Linked DNA regions of Homo sapiens: all the other regions are linked to region 1. A link is a loop called in an ENCODE intact Hi-C map of the cell type or tissue named here. Cell type or tissue: dorsolateral prefrontal cortex. All regions are shown on one strand.

Evidence for each region. Peaks named below come from ENCODE experiments on the same cell type or tissue, not always from the same donor. Only the 100,000 strongest peaks of a DNase experiment are listed, where the experiment ranks them.
Region 2: it touches region 1 in a loop (2.9-fold over the local background); 5 of 110 quality-filtered maps call a loop at or near these places.
Region 3: a loop joins it to region 1, with 23 times the contacts of the local background. A loop is called at or near these places in 103 of 110 quality-filtered maps.

Annotation. Positions count from the first base shown.
Region 1 is chr10:118,564,382-118,572,381 of GRCh38, forward strand. No RefSeq gene overlaps it. Among named protein-coding and RNA genes, the nearest start is that of PRLHR, 27 kb to the right of the region's middle. In dorsolateral prefrontal cortex, CTCF peaks have their summits at 468 (motif pointing left) and 4,100 (motif pointing right); DNase peaks (open chromatin) are centred at 430, 4,135 and 6,820; H3K27ac peaks cover 2,672 bases; H3K27me3 peaks cover 937 bases.
Region 2 is chr10:117,492,651-117,500,650 of GRCh38, forward strand. It overlaps EMX2OS. Among named protein-coding and RNA genes, the nearest start is that of EMX2, 46 kb to the right of the region's middle. In dorsolateral prefrontal cortex, CTCF peaks have their summits at 4,067 (motif pointing right) and 4,266; a DNase peak (open chromatin) is centred at 4,061.
Region 3 is chr10:118,716,718-118,724,717 of GRCh38, forward strand. All of the region lies in intron 3 of CACUL1 (CDK2 associated cullin domain 1), which reads right to left. Among named protein-coding and RNA genes, the nearest start is that of CACUL1, 34 kb to the right of the region's middle. In dorsolateral prefrontal cortex, CTCF peaks have their summits at 4,487 (motif pointing left) and 4,694; a DNase peak (open chromatin) is centred at 4,494.

The sequences.
Region 1 (8,000 bases):
GAGGCTGTTTCTCCAAGAGTCCCCCAAAGAGGGAAAAGGGAGTGTATGAAACGTGGCTATTGTCACCTATAATTCAATCAATAGAAAAAGACAGGTTTCAAATAAATCCTAATGCCTCCCACTACCAAAAACATTTTTTAAAAAGATCTGGTAGGGCCTGAGAATTTGTTTGTCTCTGCTGGTCATGTGTTCTGAGCTCTTACGGCCAGGAGAGGGGCCCTAGCACCCCACCATTCACTTCCCTTTCTGACTTTGGAAGAGTAGCCTCGACCCAGAGATCTAAGAATCCAGCCCCGGTGTGGATGCCAGGACCCCTGCACATCCCCTCCCTACCCTCAGTGCCCCCTCCCCAACTCTCCTAATGGGGCATCTGTGGGAGGTTCGCATTCCAGGCTGCAGCTGCTGCCGCCTGGCAGAGCCCAGGCATCATTTCCATTCCACAGCTTTGGCCTGACATCTGGTGGAGGGACGGGAAGCGGTGCATTTAGTCAAATGACAAGGAGAGTGGCTGCAGCCCTGGGCAGGCAGGGTCTTCCTCCTACGGAAAGTGAGGGTAGCTTCCAGAGTCTCCTGGAAGCTTCCAGGAGTCAGGGGCTTTACCTTCAACCAGTAAGGGCCACCATGTCCTTCCCCTACAGGAGTCCACCAAAGCCTCAGAATGTGGCCATTTGGCAGCTAAGACCTTCCTCAAAGGGGGAAAGGGATCCCCAAGAAAGGTTCCGCAACTCCTCCCAGTCAGGCAGCTGGGAATGGAGGCAGCTGAGGCAATCCTGGGTATCTGACTTCAAAATCGTGGTCTTAAGGACTCTGTCACCTTGGCCCTCAGTGAGTCAACTGAGGTGTGTGGGGGAAGGAGTCTTCATGGGGACACTCAGGGCCGTGGCCATTCAACACCCTCGGATCACAGACATCTGCAGAGCGTGGGACCCAACCTGCCTGATGACAGATATCAAGGGCCCAAGTTCAATACGCACATTCAGGGCCCCGATTGCAGCCTCCGCATTTTAACCCATCCCAGGTGGTCACTGCCTTCAGGTGAACGTGGCTCTGCTGTTTCCTGCCCAGATGCGGTGGCCTAGCCTCATGAAAGGGGTGGAAGGTGGGTGAGGTTACCGATCCCTACTCACTAGGGGCCACTCTCCTCACACTAAAGAGCATACTCCAAGAAGGGGGCGGGGGTGCCCCCCCAGAGCCAGGGCCTGAGATGCAGCTGGAGGCATCCTCCCATCCTGGACATTCTGCAGGTGCCACGCGGTACCTTAAACCTTCTGTGGGTGGCTTCTCTGATCCAACATGGCCAAACCAGAACCCTTGATTTTCACACTGGACCTGCTATTCCTCCAGCTTTTCCATCTAAGTCACTACACCACCATCAACCAGCTACCCAGACCAAAACCACAGGGGACATCATGTTTGTGTTCCCTTTCCCTCCCCATGCCCCACATCCAATCCATTGACTAGTCCTGGCAGCGCTCCCACAAAACACATCCCAAGTTTGCCCCCTCAGTGTGGCACCTACCCCAGTCCCAGCCTTCACCTTTGTCCAATGGGACCTGGCAGAAGCCCCCTAACTCTTCCCCTCCCCTCCCACTTTCTCTCTTGCCCCCATGTCAATTGTCCAAGTGATCTTTTTTATTTTATTTTTATTTTATTTTCGAGACAGGGTCTCACCCTGCTGCTCAGGCTGGAGTGCAGTGGTGTGACCACTGCCCACTGCAGCCTCAACCTCCCAGGCTAAAGCAATCCTCCCCCCTCAGCCACCCAAGTTCCTGGGACCACAGGTGCACCACCATACCTGGCAATTTTTTTTTTGTAGAGATTGGATCTCACCATGTTGTCCAGGCAGGTCTTACACTCTTGGGCTCAAATAATCCTCCTGCCTTGGCCTCCAAAAGTGCTGGGATTATAGGTATAAACCACTATGCCTGGCCCCAGTAGATCCTTTTTTTTTTTTTTTTGAGACAGAGTCTCACTCTGTCACTCAGGCTGGAGTGCAATGGTGTGATCTCAGATCACTGCAACCTCCACCTCCCAGGTTCAGTTCACTGCTCTATCCCCAGGGCTTAGCGTCTGGCACTGGCTCCCAAATATGGAGTTGTTTACATAATTAATGATTCCTCTACTATGACCCAGGCTGTTCCCTGTTGTATTTTGTACAAATGAAACAGCTGACAAAGTGAGACACTGAGAGACTCTAACGCCCAAATGGGAGTGGCACAAGGCGATCGTGGGTGAGAGCAGGCATGTTTCCACACACTCCAGGGAGAAGGCTAGGGCCTGGGGTCCCCTTAATCTGGTCAGGTCTCCGCCAGCTGAAGGAGACCAAGATGCTGGCAGAGATGATGAGGTCACAACCAAGTCTGGGCCCTCAGCATGCCTGAGTCCTGCCCTGTGGTGGGGTGGCTGGTAGAGAAGCTGCAAAGCCACCCCACAGCTCGGGTGTTTGTGGGCTTTGCAGGGCTCCAGGGAACCTGGCTCTGCTGGCCAGTCTGCTCTCCTGGCTCGTGTGTGTAAGATGATGTGGTGAAAACGACTTCAGTTCCATGAACACAGGCTCAGGGTGGAGGGTCCTATTTGAAGCTGTGCCTTCTGAGTCTAGAGTGTGCAGTCAGGCACTGTATAGACAATGAGTTCTTCATTGATGGGACAAGCGCTGGAGTCAAAAACCTGAGCTGGACATCAGTTAAGGGGTAAAAACCGATTTTACTCAGGACTATTGCAATAGGGAGAATAGAGAACCGGGCTCAACTCCCACTTGCAAGGGCAGGTGGAGTGTTGGAGCAAAGGAGCAGCGTGGGGGTCAGCGGGTGGAAATGGCTAAGAGGAAACATTAGGGGCCAAGGGGATTCTTGCTGAAGACAGGCCAGGAAGATCAGACCTCCCCAGGGCAGTGGTAAAAGATGAGGAACCCGACCAGATATCGAGAGTGATCAGAAATGGAGAATGACAGCTGGGAGTGGAGGGGTCTAGCTAACCTGACTTAGCAGGACTCTTGCTAAAGCTGGATTTTACAAGAAGTGCACAGAGGTGGGCCTAAGAGAAGGTGCAGGAGGCTGACTGAAGTTTGGCCAAGCAAAGAATCTTTGTCATTGGCTAGGGGAAGTATTGGTCCTAAAATCCTGGATAGGAAGACAAACTGTAGGCCAGCAGTGACAGAGGAAATACCTATGTCAAGAAAGTTGGAAATGTGTCAGAGATTAATTTTAGCCCTGGGAATATGTCCGTCGGAAGAAACAGAATGGAAAATGGGGAATCTAGGAGAAACCACCGACATTCCTTCGTCAAGCATTTATGGCGTGCCTGCTCTGAGCTGGCCTGCAGGGTCTGTGGGAAGAGACAGTGCCTCCCTCTCCAGGGCCCCCATGGGACACTTCTCATATTCTGAAACAGTGCTTGCCAGGTCACATTGTATTATCTGGGCTTTCCACTCCTACAAGGACTGGAGCTGGTTCTCACCACAGGTGGAAGCTGAGCTTGCATCTGCGGCCTAGCAGGTTCTCCACATGGTGGGTAATGTGTGACTTCTGTGTCCCCGGCATGGAGTCCCGCTAGGCCCAGTGCTAGTCTACTATCTAATTCATGAGTTATTCTGGTTACGTTCTTGCCACAGTTGAGGAGACTAAATGGTTCTCCATAGGACAGGCCGTGCAACGGCATCTAATGAGTCCTCTCTCTCTCCCTCCCTCCCTTTGTTCCTTCCTTCCCACAGCTGAAGCATTTTCCCGGGAAAAAGTCCAGGCCGGGCACGGTGGCTCACACCTGTAATCCTAGCATTTTGGGAGGCCGAGGCAGGTGGATCACCCGAGGTCAGGAGTTCAAGACCAGCCTGGCCAACATGGTAAAAACCCATCTCTACTAAAAATACAAAAATTAGCCTGGCATGGTGGTGGGTGCCTATAATCCCAGCTACTAGGGAGGCTGAGGCAGAAGAATTGCTTGAACCTGGGAGGTGGAGGTTGCAGTGAGCCGAGATCGTGCCACTTCACTCCAGCCTGGGTGAAAGAGCAAAACTCCGTCTCAGAGAAAAAAAAAAAAAAAAAAAAGTGAAAAGTTAAAAGTCCATCCTAGAAAAATTCCACTCTTTGCCACAAGGTGGTGATCAAGGCTCACATAGTTTGGGGCCTACACTTTGCGAGCTGAAAGTGATCGTCTCACTCCACGAGGATTTGGGGGTTTGTTTCGGTTTTCCTTTTTAATATCTGGAGGGGAAGCAAGTGTTCCTAGGCAGCTCCCCACTACCCACCACAATCTAATTGTCCTTCAAACCAGACTCTGGTCTGTGTAAACAGGCCGTAAGATGGACTTCTGGAGTTGTCTGGGCACCCGGCTATGAACTTTTCAGATGGCTGTGAAATGTGGTGATTTGAGTTGCTGCTTCTCTGTTCTCAGTCAACACATGGGCCAGACTAGATACTGCTGCCTTACTGGCCTTGAACACATGGCTCTGATCCGAGGCCATTGCCTGACTTTCTTGGAATTATTGAGATCAAGAAATTGTAAGAGGCTGAGGCAGGAGAATCACTTGAACCCAGGAGGCGGAGGTTGCAGTGAGCTGAGATCGCGCAACTGCACTCCAGCCTGGGTGACAGAGTGAGACTCCATCTCAAAAAAAAAAAAAGAAAAAGAAAAAGAAATTCCTCCACAGCGGGACTTGCTGATTATAAAGCTGTATGCCTGAGCTGCCCATGGGTGAGGATAGCACAGAGGAAAGGAAAACAGCACTGAAGACGGGGAGACGAAAGCCTGGGGACCTCATTTGAGCCCCTGGACCCTGAAGCCAGCCCAGCTTCTTAGTTGCATCAGCCAGCATCAGTCAATAATTCTCTTTCAGCTTAAAGCCAGTTTGAGATGCGTTTCTCTCCCTGCACTAAAAAATCTCCTGCTAATACATGTGAAAAGAGGTCCTTGTGAAGTGGTTTTTATAAACCAAAGGTAGAGGTAGTGGCTTGGCCTTTGGAGACAGCTGCTTGCTTTTGAAGGAGGGAGTCCAGGCGCCAGCTTGAGGAAGCCCAGAGACCGCCTCAGAGCTGTCCAGCATCTGGAATCCAGACATCGTGCCAGGCACCGGGAGTCTCTGGGCCTTAGGAGGCTAGAGGAGTAAGGCAGCCTCCAAGTTCTAGCTCTGTGGTAATAAGGCTGACCAGGGTAACTAATCTTCCATGAGTAATGTGTGCTAGCCCCTATTTTAAGTGCTTATATGTGTTACCTCATGTAACCCTCATGACATTCCTACGCAGCAGGTGCATTTGTCCTCCTCCTCAACAGGTGGGGAAACCAGATTTGAAAGAAGCTAAGACACTCGGCCAAGGTCACTTGCTGGTAAGAAGGAGGCTGGATTTGAATCCAGGAGGCTGAGAGGAAGAGTCCACATAAGGCTTCTCAGAGCCGGCACCCAGCGTCCAAGCTGATGAAACATAACTGCCCAGGCTGAGTCATCTGATCCACCAGTTCAGGCCTTCTACCCCAGCTGGTCCTAACCATGGGTGGAAGCTGAGCTTGCATCTGCAGCCCTTTGTCAAGAGAGGCCTAATGGAAAACCTGACCGTCTACCCCAAATAGCAGTAATGAACCAGTGCCTCCCCCTTCCCCATCAGGGTGAGGTCACAGCTTCTACCCACAAGTTCTCCAGCTGGTTCTCCATGGGGACAGAAGTCACTGGCATGAGTAGTTGAACTTTGGAGTTGGAACGTGTGTCCAAATCCTGGATGTGCCACTTACCAGCCAGCTGGGCACTCAACCTCTCCACGCTTTGGTTTCCTTGTCTGTAAGGTTGGGATAATTTTAAAATGCCTGCTTTACAAGGCTGTTGGATTCCAAAAGATCATACCCTGGCTTCAGGCTCTCACTAAAAACTCATTATCATACTTATAATTTTCTATGCAATAGGGAGAAAGTGATAAGAAAATGACCAAAAGAATAATAATTCTGAGAGGCTCTGGCTCATTTCAAAATGAGACACAGGAGTGGAAAGGTAGCAATTCTATAAATCAGTGGTTCTCAGCCTGAGCAGCCCATTAGAATCGCTTAGGAAAGCTTTATAAAAATCATGCCTGACCCCATTTCCAGAGCAATTAAATGAGAATCCTTGGGGCTGGGGACCAGACATTGGTCTTTTTGAAAAGCACACCAGCTGACTAGTGTTCAGCAGGGATACAGAGCCACTTTTGGGGTAAACAAGAGGTTTGTCTGGCAGAACAGAGTGGTGGGCCCCTCAGCAGCTTTCTTCCCAAAATAGAAGGGGGTGGTCTCTCCAGCAGTGAAATCAAAGCTCGGGACCTCACTCTGACAGCTGAAATGTATAAGGGGTTTGGACAGGTCTGTCCTCAGCCTTGGCATTGCAAGTAGCAGCTCTTCCTGGCTTCAGTAGCATGGTGGCAGATGGATAAAATGAATACACTACGAGATTAAATAACGAGGAGATGTTATGCCAACAAAATTAACTTGTCCAGCCTGTTCCTTAGCAACTGCACTATTATTTCAGGTTTCCTTTAGAAACCTCTGGTTGTTCCCGCCACTCCTTTTCATTAAAATGTGAGGCGCAGTTATTTCTTACTTTAATGAAAAGGATAGAAAAGCAAGGAATGAGGCAAAAGAAACTTCTAACCACCCCTCAAATTGCATCAGGCCAGCCCTAGACAAATAGGATCAAATTGGTAACTTGTAAATTGGGGTGCTTATTTCGTTTTCCTGCAGATGTAGCTTTTCTGGTCCTCCAAGGGCTTCACCATGCAGTCCTGCCTTTTATGAACACATGGTGCATTTGCCAAACCAATCTGAGGCTGCCCAGATAGCCATTGTTTGGGAGTCAGGCCCTGAACGTTGGAATTCAGAACACAGTGTCCTCAGAGGAAAATCACTTTTGTGCAGCAGGAACAGGCGCAGAGTGAGTAATTGGCTGGTTTTAGGAGGGGTGGGGAGGCTTCTTGTTTCTAAACTCTGCCCAGTTGAATTGCCAAAGACCCACCCTCTTCTCAGATGCATCTTTCCTGGGTGATCAGCAGAGGCCAGGGTCTCACAGGGTTTGCCCACTTGACTGACTCAGTGTCCATGGTCCTGGGCAGCAGGAATCCCGTGTTTGGCTCAGAAACTTGGCTTCCTGTCATCCCCTAATCAGATCCAGCTGTGCTCTTGGCTATCCTTGCCTGATCATCTTATTTATTGATCATTGTGGGCTTTTGGTCTCAAATGATTTTTTTTTTAAGTCTGCCAGAAATCTCTGCCTATAAGGTTTGCTGTTGTTGCTCTGGGCTCGAGGTTAACAATATATCCAATTTTATCCTTAAAAGCAGGGGCTGTGAGCCAGGGTTAAGAATTCAGTGGGTCTGTGAACTGGGATCAGAAAACAATTGACTTTTATTTTTCACTCATCTATAACTAAAATCTGTCATTTCCTTCCATTATAAATGTGGACAAAAAAGCAGAGTTGTATGAGAGAAACCAGTGACTCTGTCACCAGTGGGAATCACAGATCATTTGACATTATCCTGCAACTGTGGCAAATTCTCAGAATACCATTTATGCAAATCATTATTTCAATATTACAGTGACCATTCAACCTGCCACTAGATAGCGTATTTACTATAGTAATCAAGAAACACATATATTAAAATATTAAAAAGTCCACACTTGGGATATATATGTTTTAGTATAATTGATTTCCTTTGTAAACCTGTGCATAGTATTTTATGCATTTAAAGACATTATCTTGGAACTCCTGCTTCCAGGAAGAAAATAGATTTGCTTTTCCCTATTGCTTCTGCCAAGCATAAATAAAAATCCTGGATATTACACAAAAGAAAAGATAAGAAGACTCTGAAGGGTGGAAATGAGACAGACCAGACAAGGACCGCAGAATCCGGGGTACAACACAGTGGAGAGTTCCCTGGGTTGTCTTTTTGCCTCGTATATCCCAGACTTGGAGCTGAAAAGCCTGGCAGCACAAAAATACCATCAGGCATGAGCCCAAAAGCCACCCCAAAAGGCCTGCTGTCTCTAGTCAA
Region 2 (8,000 bases), 1.1 Mb before region 1:
GCAAAGAGAGAGTGCCTCCTTCCCAAGCAGCACAATGTGTATGCAAAACATGTGGACAAGTGCATGTGTGTGTGCTTGCTCATCAGTGAGGAGAGGCCATGTGACGTTGCAAGTAACAAGCACCCGATCTCAGCAGCGTTGTACAATAAATGTTTTCTTTTGTTCACATTACCTGTCCATTAAGGGTCAGCATGGAGTGGTGTCATAGTTTGGGACCCATGATGGCTTCGTCTCAACACACACATCCCCAGTACAACAGAAGAGAGAGTATGAAGTGAATTACTCACTGGCCCAATGTGTCCCTTCTGTACACATTTGATGGGCCAAAGTGGGCTTGTGGCCATGCCTAACTTTCACAGTCAGGGAAGGAAAAGCCTCACACACTCAGAAAGCAGAGAACTAGAAACATTTGGTGAACAGTCTCCCAAAGTGGCTGAGGTTGGTCTCTACCAGGGAGCCATGGAGGAATGAATAATTTTGAATTAAATGGAACAGTGGGTGTCAATAAAAATTAAACGAATAAACAAATCTATGCCTTTTGACATAGTAGTTCAAATCAGTCAACTCAGCAACAGAAAAAACATGAGCAAATCAAGTACCCAGGAATTATAGAAATCAAATGATTTGTAAGACACAGACTAGTTTATACTACAAGACCCCATGTCTTGCTGGTTTTAGCATAGCCTATGTTGTTTGACATGAATTGTGCCTGGGATGTGGATTCTTCATTGGGGGAGAGTCGAATTCTCCCCCAATTCAATTATGTTATGGTTTTCCAGATTCTCATGTCCTTGGCTATTCTTTAAGACTCAGACAGATTGATAAAGATCTGCTCATTGATCCTGATGCCCTCTGTGGCTCAGCTCCAAAGAGGACATAGCCGCTGCCACACCTGCTTCCCTGCCTTTTGTGGGACATCCCCATGCATGGCACTGTGTACTACCCCCAGGCATCAGGTTATAAAATTGCCCTATCCTGAGCCCCTCCCAAATCCCTGGACCTTACAGGAAATCACCTCACCTCAAAAGTAGAAAAGGGTGAAAAAAACATTTTCAGATCTGGGCAATCACTTTGTTGAAAAAAATTGAAACCAAGTTTTCAGGATTATTTTCAAAAGCAGAAAAGCATGTTCACTCATCTTCAGAAATTGTCCATACCTAAAAACTGTTTAGGTAGTGATGCAGGTTGGCTGAGTTATCATCAAATTGCCTCAGCCACTTGGCTTCCCAAAGAAATTGCCTTGAAAAATCATGAAGAGACTGTGACAAAAGATGTAAGAGATGGCAATATTTTTTTAAAAAACAAGATCAAAAAACTACGATATCTCTTCTCTGTTCCCTCCTATTTTTAAGTAATCTTTTGCACATCATGAACCCTGAAAGCAAATGCTAATACTGCTTCCTCAGAGTAAATTGTCAAAGTAATTTTGATGGCTGGACTTAGGCAGGTGGTTGTTTTATTTACAATGCCAAACCAGATATCCTGGGATAAACACTAATTCATGAGATCTCTAAGCACTTTTGTGTGCCTAGAAGAGAAACATGAAAATGACCCTGTGACTGAAAATGTGCATGGTCTCAATGAGAAAGTTATTGTCGCAGTAATCTTACAAGCCTATAAAAGTTGGGTGGCTAGCAGGGTCCTTCCCTGTCTTCTGAGGGGTCTGGGTCAATTCAGCTCTGGGACCTTCTTAAGGGCCCTTTTGAAGTCCTGTCATCTTCAGTTTTTTTAGCAACTCACATTCTGATATGACCTGCCAGGGAGAGGGTGAAAATGATCAGCAATGGCAACTTCCACTATTATAATTCATTTTCCTGATGGTAAAACTAGGACATGCTCATTGCAGAGAATTTGGAAAGTATGAAATAAAAAGAAGAAAATAAAAGGTAACCATATTTTCCCACCCACTGATAATCACCATCAACTTTCTGATGTCCTTCTCTTCCTTTTTAAGCTTCAGTTTTCCGGGTCTTGATTTTTAAACTATTTCAATCATGCGTTCATCCTTATTTATTGAGAGCATACTATTGTTCTGTTCCCGTCATCAGTGATGTAGCGATAGAATAAATAAAGTCCTGTTCTCATGGAGATGAAATAATATCAGAGACAGTTACTAAAATTCAGAGGGCAGAAAGACCACGGGAAAATCTTCAAACACTTGGAAGTTAAACAGCATACTTCTAAATAATTCATGGGTCAAAGAAGGAGTCTCAAAGGGAATTAAAAACACATAGAACTCTAAGGTGCAGCTAAAGCAGTGCTGAGAGGAAAATTTATAATACTAAATGCTAACATTAGAAGAGGAAACATCTGAAATCAATAATCAAAGTTCTCACTTCATAAAACTAGAAAAATAAGAAGAAAATTATGCCCAAAGCAAGCAGAAGAAAGGAAATAAAAATAAGAGCAGAAATAGATTGAAAATAGGAAGATAATAGAGAAAAATCAATAAAACAAAAAGATTGTTCTTCAAAAAAAACCAATAAAATTTATACATCTCTAGCAAGACTGACAAAAATAAAAAGAGAGAAGACATATTACCACAATCTCAGAGTTGAGACAGAGGATATCACTACAAATCCTGCAGTTGCTAAAAATATGATGAGCAGATGCTTTGAACAACTTTACGCTCATAAATTCAACAACTTAAAAGAAACGGACCAATTCTGTAAATACTGCAACCTATCAAAACCCAACCCAGATGAAACAGACAATCTGAATAGCTCAAAAACTATGAAAGAAATGGACTTTGTAATTTAAAAAGCTTCAGAGATGGTTTTTCTGGAGAATTCTTAAAAAAAAAACACGAATTTTACACCATGTTATTCAGAAACTAGAAGAGAAGGGAATACTTCCCAATTCATTTTATGAAGCTAGTTTAACCTTGATTCCAAAGCCAGATAAAGATTGCACAAGAAAAGAAAATCACAGACCAGTGTCTCTCATGAACTTAGATGCAAAAATCCTCAACACAATATTAGCAAATCAAATCCAGAGATGAATACACATACCTAGGGAGGTAGGGGTGACTTAACAAAATGAGCTAAGACTTCACACTTAGACAGACTTAGTTTCAATTACCAGTTTCCCATGCGATACAATAACTCTCTGAACCTCAGTTTACCTATCTGTAATACAGGGGCAACACACATATTTTAGGATTGGTTCATGTATCTAGTAAATGAAATTATATGTCTAAAAAAAGCCAACGGAAGTTATATTATTTTGTCATGTTTCTTTCTTCTTCTTCTTCTTTTTTTTTTTTGTTGATAGAGATGGGGTTTTGCCATGTTGGCCAGGCTGGTCTCGAACTCCTGAGCTCAAGTGATCCACTGCCTTGGCTTCCCAAAGGGGATTACAGGTGTGAGCCACCACACCCACCAGGTTTTCTCTTATGGAGGAACTAAATGTTACAGCAATACCTGGTATTTTGTTATGGCAGACAAAGGTGACTAATATAGTCATGGCCCTTAAACGTGGCCCATGAGACCCTGCACCTTCTGGCCTCCCCTCTTTCTGATCAGTACCATGACCTTTCCTCGTGGCCCTCTCCCCCCAGCACCGCAGGCCTCCTTGGTATTCTCTGAATGACATGAGCGCATTCCTACCCCAGGGCCTTTGCACTCCCAGCCAGCCTCACTCTTCCTCCATGGAAATTTCCCTCATTTCCTTCAAGCTTTTGTTCAAAAAGCTTCAGCCTTCTCAATGAGGCTGACCCTGAAAACTCTTTACAACTCACCTTTCCCCATCGAGCACTTCAACCCCCCCTTACATGTTCTACTAAAAAAAAAAAACTTCCCACATATTGGTCACTTCCTAACATATGGTATCATGTATTTGTGATATTGTCTATTGCCTGTCACCCTCTGAAAAATGATAAGCTCCAGAAAATCAGGTATACGGGTCTCTGTTTTGTTCACTAAATCATTCCAAGTGCCTAGGACTCTGGCTGACACATATTTCCTGCTCCAGAAATATCTCTTGGCTGAGTGAATGAACCTCTTCCCCCAGCGAGCGAGCCTGTCGGCCGAGGAGACCACGCCATACCAGGATTTTCCAGCAGGTGGCAGCCGACGCACGCCAGAGACAGCTGGGCGCCTACACTTTGAACTCAAGGTTCTTCCAATTAAGTGCAAGATAAGGAGCTTGGAGACTCATCGCGTTTGGCTTACTCCTGACGCAGACTTGCACTGGAGGTTGTGTGGAGGGGATGAGCCGGTGAGCTGATAAAGCCTTTATCTAATACGGGAGACTGTTTACCCACAATTCAGGGGTAAAAAAATGTAAACAGCTGTTGAGAAGAAAGGTCAGAGTCCTCCCACGGTGGGGAAAAGGGGCAGAAGAAAGCCTGTGGCCACGGATTGGCGTCACTCCTGCAGATGGAAAAGTGACATTGGACAACTACTCAGGGAAAAAGGTGAGCCCCTAACACACCGCTGGGGTCGTGGACGTTTCTAGTCTTACTTTTTTTTTTTTTGAGACTTTTTTGAGTTTTGCTCTTGCTGCCCAGGCTGGAGTGCAGTGGTCTGATGTTGGCTCACTGCAACCTCTGCCTCCCGGGTTCAAGCGATTCTCCTGCCTCAGCCTCCTGAGTAGCTGGGATTATAGGCGCCTGCCACCACACTCAGCTAATTTTTTGTATTTTTAGTAGAGAGGGGGTTTCACCATGTTGGCCAGGCTGGTCTTGAACTGCTGACCTCAGGTGATCCACCCGCCTTGGCCTCCCAAAGTGTTGGGATTACAGGCGTGAGCCACCACGCCCGGCCTAGTCTTACTCTTGACACACCAGAAGATGCTTTGTTATGAAACCTTGAATCTTCCTGTGGGCTCCTGCCAAGCTGCCCTCCTCCCGGGTGCTTCTGTTATCCATCCAGTCATGGAATTGAGTTGCAGTGGTAAGGAGCCCTTTAAAAGCCAAGTGCAAGGTGAACCTGCCTTCCATCAAATTCAGCGTTTAAGTGTGTCCGTTTAGCAGGAGGCTCTGAGGCAGAAATTGCTTGAGAATCTGAGTCTACAGGCCCAGAACAATCCATGCCAGCTGATCAACCTAGTAACTACCACAGTGACTACAAGAGCTAGCATTTATTGAGTGCTTCCTGTGTACCAGGCATGTGCTGGATACGTTTACCTGCACTATCTCATTCATTCTCAGTGCAGAGTTCTGAAGTTCACCCTCTTCTCATCCCCAACTCACAGATGACACAAGAGAGGTTGTCACTAGCCCAAGGACCCAGTTCGGTGCTCCGAAGCTCACCCTCACCCCTGGAGGGGAGGAATCTGTGAGTTGTGCCCTGGTGACCTGATAGACCTCAGAGAACATCTAGTCCACCGCTCCGTGTTGACAGATGGGGGAGCTGAGGCCCAGAGAGGGGAAGGGACTGGCCAAGTTTACACAGAAGCCTGCCCAGTCCCTGTTCAGAAAGAGCAACCCAGTGCGCCTTTAACATTCCCAACCAATGTCAGGAGGTCAAGCACAGGCTTTTATTATTTATTTCTTTGTTTATTTAGAGACAGGGTCTCTCTCTGTTGCCCAGGCTGGAGTGCAGTGATACGACCATAGCTCACTGCAGCCTCGAACCCCTGGACTCAAGCAATCCTCCCTCCTCAGCACTCCCCACCCCCAGTAGCTGGAACTATAGGCATGTGCATCACCGTGTTGTCTTGCTCTGTTGCCCAGGCTGGTCTCGAACTCCTGAGCTCAAGTGATCTTCTCACCTCGACCTCCCAAAGCGCTGGGATTACAGGTGTGAGCCACCATGCCCGGCCAGTCACAGGCTTTTAGTTTGCTTTCCTCAGATTCCTCATTTGCTTCAGTCCTTGCTGGCACTGAACACTTTTGCATAAGAGCTTGTGAAAATAACACCACCTCTCTTATTTTAGGAGTTTTATCAACTAGCAGACTGTTCAGCTGGAATCACTGGCCTCTCATAATGTGAATTCTGGTTTCTGTGGTTATTAGCTGGTGACTTTGGTCAAGCTGGTTTGTTCATTGGTAAAATGGAGGTAGTGGTATATATTCATGAAAGGCTAGATTCTAAGCCAGTGCTGTCCCATGCAAATGTAATGGTAGCCACATACGTAATTTTAAATTTTCTAATAGCCACATCAAAAAAAAAAAAAAAAAAAAAAGGTAAAGGGCGAACCAAAGCACACGCCATGATTAATTTTCATAAATTGTTTCATTGAATGCAATAGCTTCCAAATACCATCATTTCAACATCTAGTCAATATCCAGTTGTTCATGGGATACTTTGTTTCATTTTCACATGAAGTTTTCAAGATGGGGTGTGTGTTTTGCACTTACAGCACATCTCAATTTGGATTGGCCACGTGGCAAGGGGCTGCCCTGTGGGACAGGACTGTTTTCGGCCTCCGTAGCATTTTGAGCACGTAGCTCTGTGCTTTAGGAGGATCTTTGTATCTACACCTTGTCTGTAGAGGGTCATCATTTGGGACCCTAACGGAACAGAGATGGCCTTCTTCTTGGCCTAATAAGTCCCCAGTACTCCCCTGTCATCAGCAGGCCTCTGGGCTGCCTTTGAAAACCTTCCCTTCCCGGATAGGTTTCCTCCAACACCACAGACAGGTCTTTCCCATTCTCTGCAAATATTCACGTCCATTTTGTCCTTGATGTGGTGGAAGTGTTCTTAACAACTGCACAGCAGACTGAGATACGGTGAGAGAGAGGAATGCAGAGGATATGGGGCGATGGGGGAGGTGGAGAGATCGCATCCTCCCTCAGGATGGGCTTGGTATTGTGGCAACCTGGGGCTCAGGGCTCTGGTCACTGTGGAATGTTGTCTTTGCTTGCCAGCTTAGAGCCTCACCTTGCCGCACCCAGCTCAACTCTGTGGCCTCAGTGGAAACACCCTCATTACAGGAGTGCCCCACCTCCGCGACCGCGACTTATATTTGATAATAAGCAGGTGTAAGGGGGGCAATTGTGCATGGGCAGTGCTCAGAGAAACATGAAAAGGCTCAAACCATGCTTCACCCTCAGGGGCCTGGGCTGGGAGATGGGAGCCAGCGTCTGCTTGGGTTCTCCTGACAGCAGTGGTCACTGGGGCTCATGGAGAGTGACAAATGCAGGTGGGGTAGCTCAGACACAGGGCTCTGGGCTCTCCAGTGGGTCTGGGGGTGGCAGAGGCCCCTCTAACTCTCCCGTCACTCCCAGCTCCCAGGCAGTTCCATCCTTTTTATTTTTTCTGGAAGGCAGAGGTTGATGGCAAGAGCTCTGCATTCAGCCTGCCTTTGTTCACATTCCAGCTCTGCCACATCCTGTGTGGCTTTGGTGAGTGACCCAACCTCTCTCTGCATTGGTGTCCTCCTCTATGAGTGGGGTGGTAACTCCTTCTCCGGGTTTTCTGAGGAATAAATGAGGCAATAAACAGGAGACTCAGCATCAGACCAGGGTATCATTATTATATTTTACAGGGAGAGACCTGGTTCCCAGTACTTTGGCTTGTCCAGAATAGAGGCATCTTTTTTTCCCCAATCAATGTTATAGTTAAAAAATACAATATGAATAAAATCTATGCTGATAGAGAACAATCTCCGAGATGTACTCTGAAGTGAAAAAAGCAAAGTGCAGAATAGTGTACAATATAGGCCAACGTGGAGCATGGATGTGTGACCTGTGTTTGGGATGGCACAAAAGTTACTGGTAATGGGTGACTGGGAAGGGGAGCCGGGGACAGCGGTGCGAGAGAGCTTGACTTTTCATTCTCTAGCCCCTTGTAATATTCCCATTTTACCAGGAGTATGTATTCCTGCTTTTTTTTTTTCATTTTGAACGTGAATTAATTTTTTCAGTAAAAAAAAAAACTAATTCAAATATCCTTCCCTACCCCCACCAATGATAAATGGTCATTGTAAAAAATTTCCCAGTTCTGAAGAGAGAGCCTGAAAATGCTGTACCATTTCATTGCTGGGTGTTAGAGGATCCAGGGTCCCTGCCTGGGAAGTTGGTTTGCTCCGAAATTCGTTTTCCATGTATCACC
Region 3 (8,000 bases), 150 kb after region 1:
TCAGCCTCCTGAGTAACTGGGACTACAGGCACCCGCCACCACGCCTGCCTAATTTTTTGTATTTTTACTAGAGACACGGTTTCACCGTGTTAGCCAGGGTGGTCTCGATCTCCTGACTTCATGATCCACCCGCCTCGGCCTCCCAAAGTGCTGGGATTACAGACGTGAGCCAACGAGCCCAGCGCACTATCTTATTCTTAAACATAAGCTACACTGCACTCCCTGCTTAAGAGAGACTAGGTTCAGGAACAATGGTACATTTCCATACGCCAGTGGACCTCAAAGAATGCTTCTCTCCGAATCACCTGAAGGGACTGGTAATGACGCAGATTCCTTTGCCACACTCCAAAGTCTTGATTCAGAAACTTTCCAGAGGTGTGTATTTTTAGTGAGAACTTCAGGGAAGTCTGTAAACAGCTGGCCCACCTGTTAAGCATTTAGGAACCCTACACCTTAAGCCTCTTCCAAGAAATGAGAGGAGCTCTACAGGAAGGAAGTCTGCAGGATTCAAGAGAAAACTGAGCAGTAATCACCCATGTAACACAGGCATTTACTGCAGGACAATTTAGCTGCAAACTGCACTGAAATCAGTAAAAATATGATGCACTAACATTTTAACATTAACATAGGTGAATTTTTCCTCTTAAAAGTTAATGGCTTCTTGACTAGTATCAAATTCAGGGAGTATAAAGTTATCAAAATATAACTCAAGTTCCCCCTCAGCTTAGAATGCAGAAAGCTGTGAAAGAACATCACTCCCACTCTTATGGTAAGAAAAAGCTGGTTAACCAAAATAATCATAATTTTTCGAGCTCATCAGACACCTAAGGTTTCTTTAACTTACATCTGCAATGTTCAACTAGGTGAGAAGAATTTCAGAGTGACAAGCTCCTCTAAAAAAAAATAAAGGACACATGGACTATTTCTCTGTTGGTGATGGTAGTCATAAAAGCAGATAAGCAAACAACAGAAATTGTAATGAATCATTAAAGGCCAAGTGTGAACTAACAGTGTAGAATCCCTGGGAGGCTTCAACACAAGGGCAGTCAGCACCAGCACCTCCTCTCCAACTCTTTTCCATGGGTTTCCACTGGGTCATCAAGAGAAGGACTGGGGGCAGTGAAAGAAATCTGAGAGGCCATCCTCCATAGCAAGATGTGCCGGGCTTAGTAAGACCTGAGGATGAAGCAGGAATACCTAAAGAAGCCGATGAACACATCATGGGGTCCTCCATGACAAAAAAAGGTGGTGATTAACTGCCAATGGAAGACATGAACAAAAACTGCCTGTGCCCTAGAACCTACCCAGATTCAAAGCAAAAGCCATTTGCTGAAAGGAAGGGGTAAGAAACCCTGCAACCTGGTGACCCTTCTTTGACCTTAGGCAAAAACTGTCTACCACTGGAAGACAGGCAGGTGATCCTCCAGCCCTCCTGACAAGCAAAGGTCAGCAACCATTTTCAGGATGGTAGAAAATCCACTCATGCCCAGGTTTCCACACTGTTATGAAGCAAAAATATACTGCTGCTGATGGAAGCACAGGAAACTTGCTTACTCCCAAGGTTCCCCAAAGATACAAGGTAAAATTTGGTTGCCACAGGGTGTGTGGGGGGCAGGACAGGGAAGGGGAGAGTCGGGGAGGGAACTCACCTGCACACCAAACCAGAGATCAACAAACTAGAGGCTGTGGGCCAAATCTTGTCTACACCCTGTTTTGATTAAGTACAGTTGTTTTGAAACACAGCAATGCCCATTGTTTATGTAATCTGTGTGGCTGCTTTCACCTGCACCAGCAGAGTTAAGCACAGGAGCTAGACAAACACCTCACGGCCCGTGAAGATATTTACTTTTATTTTATTTATTATTCTTATTTCTTTGAGAGGGAGTCTCGCTCTGTTGCCCAGGCTGGAGTGCAGTGGCGCAATCTCGGCTCACTGCAAGCTCCACCTCCCGGGTTCACGACTTTCTCCTGCCTCAGCCCCAAGTACCTGGGCCTATAGGCGCCCGCCACCACGCCCGGCTAATTTTTTGTATTTTTAGTAGAGACGGGTTTTCACCGTGTTAGCCAGGATGGTCTCGACCTCCTGACTTCGTGATCCACCTGCCTCGGCCTCCCAAAGTGCTGGGATTACAGGCGTGAGCCACCGCGCCCGGCCAAGGCATGCCCATTTCTAAGCAGAAACTGTTCTTTTTAAGCTAAACTGTTCTTTTTATATACAATGTCCAACATTCAATAAAAAACTAAGACCAAAAAAACAAAAACACAGCCCACTGTCAAGAATTATGTCAACAATTAAACATTCAACATGCACAGAGATGTCCCACATGAAGTAGCTATCACAGACACTTTAAATAACTATGATTAATATATGCAATGACCTAGTAGAAAAGGCAGATAACATGCACAAAAAGATGGGAGAATTTCAGCAGAAAAATGGAAACTATTTTTAAAAGAGTCAAATGGAAATGTTAAAAATTCTCAAATAGTTTATTCCAAGTCCTTTAACATTTATTCCTATAATAAGTACAACGTTGGCATTTTTGTATCCCATACAAATGCACCTGGATGCCATCTCAAGGATCCTTAATACTATTTTCTCAATCAAATTGGTCATTTCTTTTTCTAAAAATCTGCCTTTAGATGACTGACTATAGCAAAAACTACTAATGGGTAATAAGCTTTCAGTCTAGCTTATTCCATGATGTTCCAGAGCAATACCATACTGCCATGGACAGATGTGTCATGGCCCTAGAAGCAACACCCATTACACACTGGAAGCTGACAAAGACGCTTCATAAAAATGGAATTTCTTGGCCGGATGCGGTGGCTCACACCTGTAATCCCAGCACTTTGGGAAGCCAAGGCGGGCAGATTACCTGAGGTCAGGAGTTCAAGACCAGCCTGACCAACGTGGAGAAATCCCGTCTCTACTAAAAATATAAAATTAGCCGGGTGTGGTGGCACATGCCTGTAATCCCAGCTACTCAGGGGGCCAAGGCAGGAGAATCGCTTGAATCCTGGAGGCGGAGGTTGCGGTGAGCCGAGATGGCACCATTGCACTCCAGCCTGGGCAACAAGAGCTAAATTCCGTCTCAAAAAAAAAAAAAGGAATTTCTTTCCAAATAGACAAACATATCTGACATTCCATTCTCATTCTTGCTATGCAGATATTATTTCCATATTAGAATAATATCCAAAAAATAGTGATATAGAAGGTAACTGATCTTCAGGAGCTATTTAAGAGCTATAATATACATATTAGACACTTCTCATATAAACTGTAAGCATGGTTTTCAATTGAAAACTACAATAAAGTCAATTGAGTCTTAGATAGAAGATATTTCTCTTTTCACTTAGATCTTTTACTTCTTAAGCTATTATTATATGAAATTTTTTTCTTGATTTATTTCTAAAATAAGACTTCCTTAATTTTCCAAATACTATTTGGACTTAATAAACTGAATTAAACCTGGCTTCTGTGTTCCTGGGTTCATTTAGCTTATCTACATGAAATAATCTGTAATCTAATACTAGCTTTTAAAGTAACTGGCTAGGTGCTATAAAAGGTTCAAGGATTACTAAATGGAGAAATATCCAAAGAAGCCAGATACCCTAGGCTGACTTCTCACTTCCCCACATACTTTATCTCTATGTAACACTTAGCAAACAGTAACTTACTTACACTACTTACACCTATTTGCTATTATTTTGGAAAGGAAACCTTTTTCCTTTTCTTTTCTAACTTAAATTACACAGTTTGGTCTCAAAGAAAGTATATCTTAAAAAGAATACAATTCATAATTGTACTCTGTACACCATGCAAATGTACTCTGTACAAATGCAAACAGCTATTATTTATGTGATTTTACTCTCCTGCTCATTTTCCAAGTTCTGGATGATGTTTTACCTGGAACAAACACATGCCTCTGGTAATGTCAGTGGTAAAGCCAGCATATGTTTTTGTAATCAACTTATACCAAGTACTTTTTACTGGATCTCTATTTTTGGGCCTGGTATTATGTTAAGTCCTATGAAGGCACATGAAAATACAAACAAAATCCTTTCTTTCAAAGGAAGATAGTAAACTTATTAGAATCATGGTCTGAATGAGAGCCTATTGAATGATCGAGGGTTAGGGTGTCTCCCTGGCAAATTCCTGGGTTTGCCATGACAACTGCTTTAAGTTCTAGTAGAGAGGAAAAAAATAGATCTCCACATAACTTAGAAACATTTTCAGTAGAACACACATGTAAAGGGCTATTTACCAGTTGCAATATTTATTTTATTTGAAACCTATGAAGAAAGGATATCAAGCAATTTTCTTATTATCTAAAATCTTATTCACTTTAGCAAGAAATAAACAGAGTATTTGGAGGAAAGTTTTCTTAGAATACACTTTGTAGTACAAGAGATTTAGAAATTAAAACCTTTAAAACACATAAAAAATTTCAAATGACCGTACACAAGATAACCAGTTGAGTTATGCTGCCACCCACTGGACAAAAAATAAATAGCAACGCAATCCTTGCTCTGATTTTAACTACCAAGGGACTAGCTCAGTTTATTGGCAATCTGGCAGTAAAGATTTTATATGCAAATTGGAGTTTATAAATAGTGAATCAAAGTTAAGTACTGTTGGCTGATTATGGTTTAGTTTCTATTAATTTCCATTATTAATTTGACAGTCAACTTACTTATTTTGCTTAAAACCAAGATACAGTTAGACATCAACATCACTCTAATTTTATTAAAATGGTTTAAATGTAATCAGTTAACTTCCTTTTAATTAAAAGTGAAATACTTAAAACTACTGTAAATTCAGCCTTATTTGAGATAAAAATTGCAACATTTCCCAGCACCTTTGTCTCTGTGGTCTCTCCTCAACAGGACCCTGAATGCAGGTTAGTAATATCGGCGCTAATCTTCCCACTTGAATGTTACTGTCCTGACCTAGGAACCAAATCTCTGTGTCAACACTGTTTACTGGGGCTAACGTACAGTGTGAGTTCCAAAGCACTGACAAAAGAACTGTTAATGGGTCACTGACTATAAAACTACTACATCAAAATGTCAGAATATTTTTATTTGGTGAAAATATACTCTCTTTTAGATAACACATTAGCATATACAATAAATGTATCAACATTACTTGGGGAGAAAATGCCTCACAATTGTTTCAATGGATTCTGGATTCAGAAATACACATAGAAAAAATGAAATGAGGAAGTGTCATTTAAGACAGTTTTAAAAGATTTTATATCCATCTATCCATGATAGTAGTCCCCCACCTTATCCAGTTTCCCTTTCTGAGATTTAAGTTACCACAGTCTGAAAATATTAAACAGAAAACTCCAGAAACAAACTTTTTTTTTTTTTTTTTCTTGAGACGGAGTTTCGCTCTTGTCACCCAGGCTAGAGTGCAATGGTGCGATCTCGGCTCACTGCAACCTCCGCCTCCCAGGTTCAAGTGATTCTCCTGCCTCAGCCTCCTAAGTAGCTGGGACTACAGGCATGTGCCACCATGCCCGGCTAATTTTGTATTTTTTTTTTAGTAGAGATGGGGTTTCTCCATGTTGGTCAGGCTGGTCTCGATCTCCCGACCTCAGGTGATCTTGCCCGCCTCAGCCTCCCAAAGTGCTGGGATTACAGGTGTGAGCCACCGCACCCAGCCACAATTCTTAAATTTTAAACTGCATGCCTTTCTGAGTAACGTGACGAAACCATAACACCATCCAGCTCCATCCTGCCTGAGATATCTGTCAGCACTTTGTCCAGCACTTTGTCCAGCATATGCACACTGTTGACACTATCCATCTGTCAGACACTTAGCCATCTCGGTTATCAGTTCAACTGTCACGATTATCATAGCAAATGTTCAAACAACCCTTACTTTACTTAATAATGGCTCCAAAGAGCAAGAGAGATGATGTTGGCAATTCAGATATGCCAAAGAGAAGCTGTAAATGATTCCTTTAAATGAAAAGGTGAAAGTTCTCAACTTAGTAATAGGAGGAAGAAATCTACTCCAAAGGTGGGGCTTGGACATCAGGACCAAACGGAGGACTAGCTAAAAACAGGTCAGGGCAGAAGCACCTCCCCATAAGACATGCCCACCAGTGTGCCATGTCAGTTGACCATTGCCATGGCAACACCCAGAAGTTACTGCCCCTTTCCATGGCAACAACCCAACAACCCAGAAGTTACCACCCTCTCCCTCGTTCTAGAAATTTCTGCATACTGCCCTTAATTTGCATATAATTAAAAGTAGGTATGAGTGCAGAACTGCCTCTGAGCTGCTACTCTAGACACAGTGCCCATGGGGTAGCCCTGATCCACAAGGAACAGTACCAATCTGAAATTGTCTTCCTTTTTTTAATGTAGTGCTTAGTCTTTAACATTTCACATAATAATAGACATGCTGAAGTTATCCTATTTTCTATTTATCTCATCTGTTCTCTGTACTTTTAAAAAATCCTTTCTTGATTTCTTTATTTTAAAATTATTCCATTTTTTCCCCTCTATGTCTTGTTAACTATGTTTTTTTACTACAGACTGTATCCTTGTCACATTATAGTTGAAAATAAAGTAGTGCTTTACCATTTCCTGGACAATGCAAGGCTTCAGAACATTTCAAACCTTCACTCCTCCCTTCAAACTTACACATTATTGTCACGAGTTTTGATTATATATATATATTCTTATATCCTAGAAGACATTATCATTATTATTGATCCACACTTGCATATTTTCCCTTCTTCATTCCTACATATCTTCAAGTTTTCATCTGGAAACATTTTCTTTCTATCTGAAAAACACTTTTATTTGTGTAAGAAACTACTGGTGATGAATTCTCCCAATTCTTGCCTAAAAATGTACTTCACAATTTTGCCTGGTTTGATGCCTCATTTCCTACTATGACTAGTTATTTCTGATTAAGTGCCAGATACTGCTTATGAAAAACTATGGAAACAATCTGATGCCTAGGATAATGGTATCTCTCCAGAATTTACTTTTGTTACTAGTAAGCTTAATCGAGGCTCTAGCAAATCAAGACCACCATTTTTTTTTCTTTTTGGGAGACGGAATCTCGCTCTGTCGCTCAGGCTGGAGTACAGTGGCACCACTGCAACTTCCGCCTCCCGGGTTCAAGCAATTCTCTGTCTCAGCCTCCTGAGCAGCTGAGATTATAGGCGCCCACCACCACACCCAGGTAATTTTTTTGTATTTGTAGTAGAGACAGGGTTTCACCATCTTGGCCAGGCTGGTCTTTAACTCCTGACCTTGTGATCTGCCCTCCTTGTCCTCCCAAAGTGCTGGGATTACAGGCATGAGCCACCACACCTGGCCGAATCAAGACCATCTTAATCCAATCAGGAATCAGGCTTTAGCAAATGAGAAGGCTAGTCTTTATTTTTTTATTCTTGCTAGTCCTGGGATGTGGTACTTCAGATTTAATGAGCCTTATACTCCAATTTATTACCCAACCCCCACAAGTGTTGTCAAAGCTCTATTAAATTTCTCAGCTCATTAGCCTCCTTTTCCAGAATAAATAGGTGACCCCAGTAGATAAATGGCTCAAATGTTAGGTTCCTCTATCTGAGTTTCCTTCTTCTCTTAGATCCTGGCCCTATAATTCACTTTGTTAGTCCTGTGGTCTGATTTTTGTAATTGCTCTCAGCAGGGGGGGTGGTCCACACTATCTAGTCTTATCAATTATATGTCCACTACCAGACCCAGTAGAGTCATAGTTAAATAGGATACGTTAGGGTTCCCACTAGGAACCCCTGCAACCAATAAAACCACTCAAGTTTTTTTTACACGGACCAAAAAATCAGCTGTGATTAATTAAGGAAAGCAATAAATAGTATTTTAGATTTTTGAACAAGAAAGTATGTCTATCAAATTAGGGTTTTTAGGTTGTTCAGCCAAAAGAAGAGACTGCAGGAAGACAAACCAATTAAAAGAATATTCCACTAGTGCAGGCATGAGCCAATGATGAC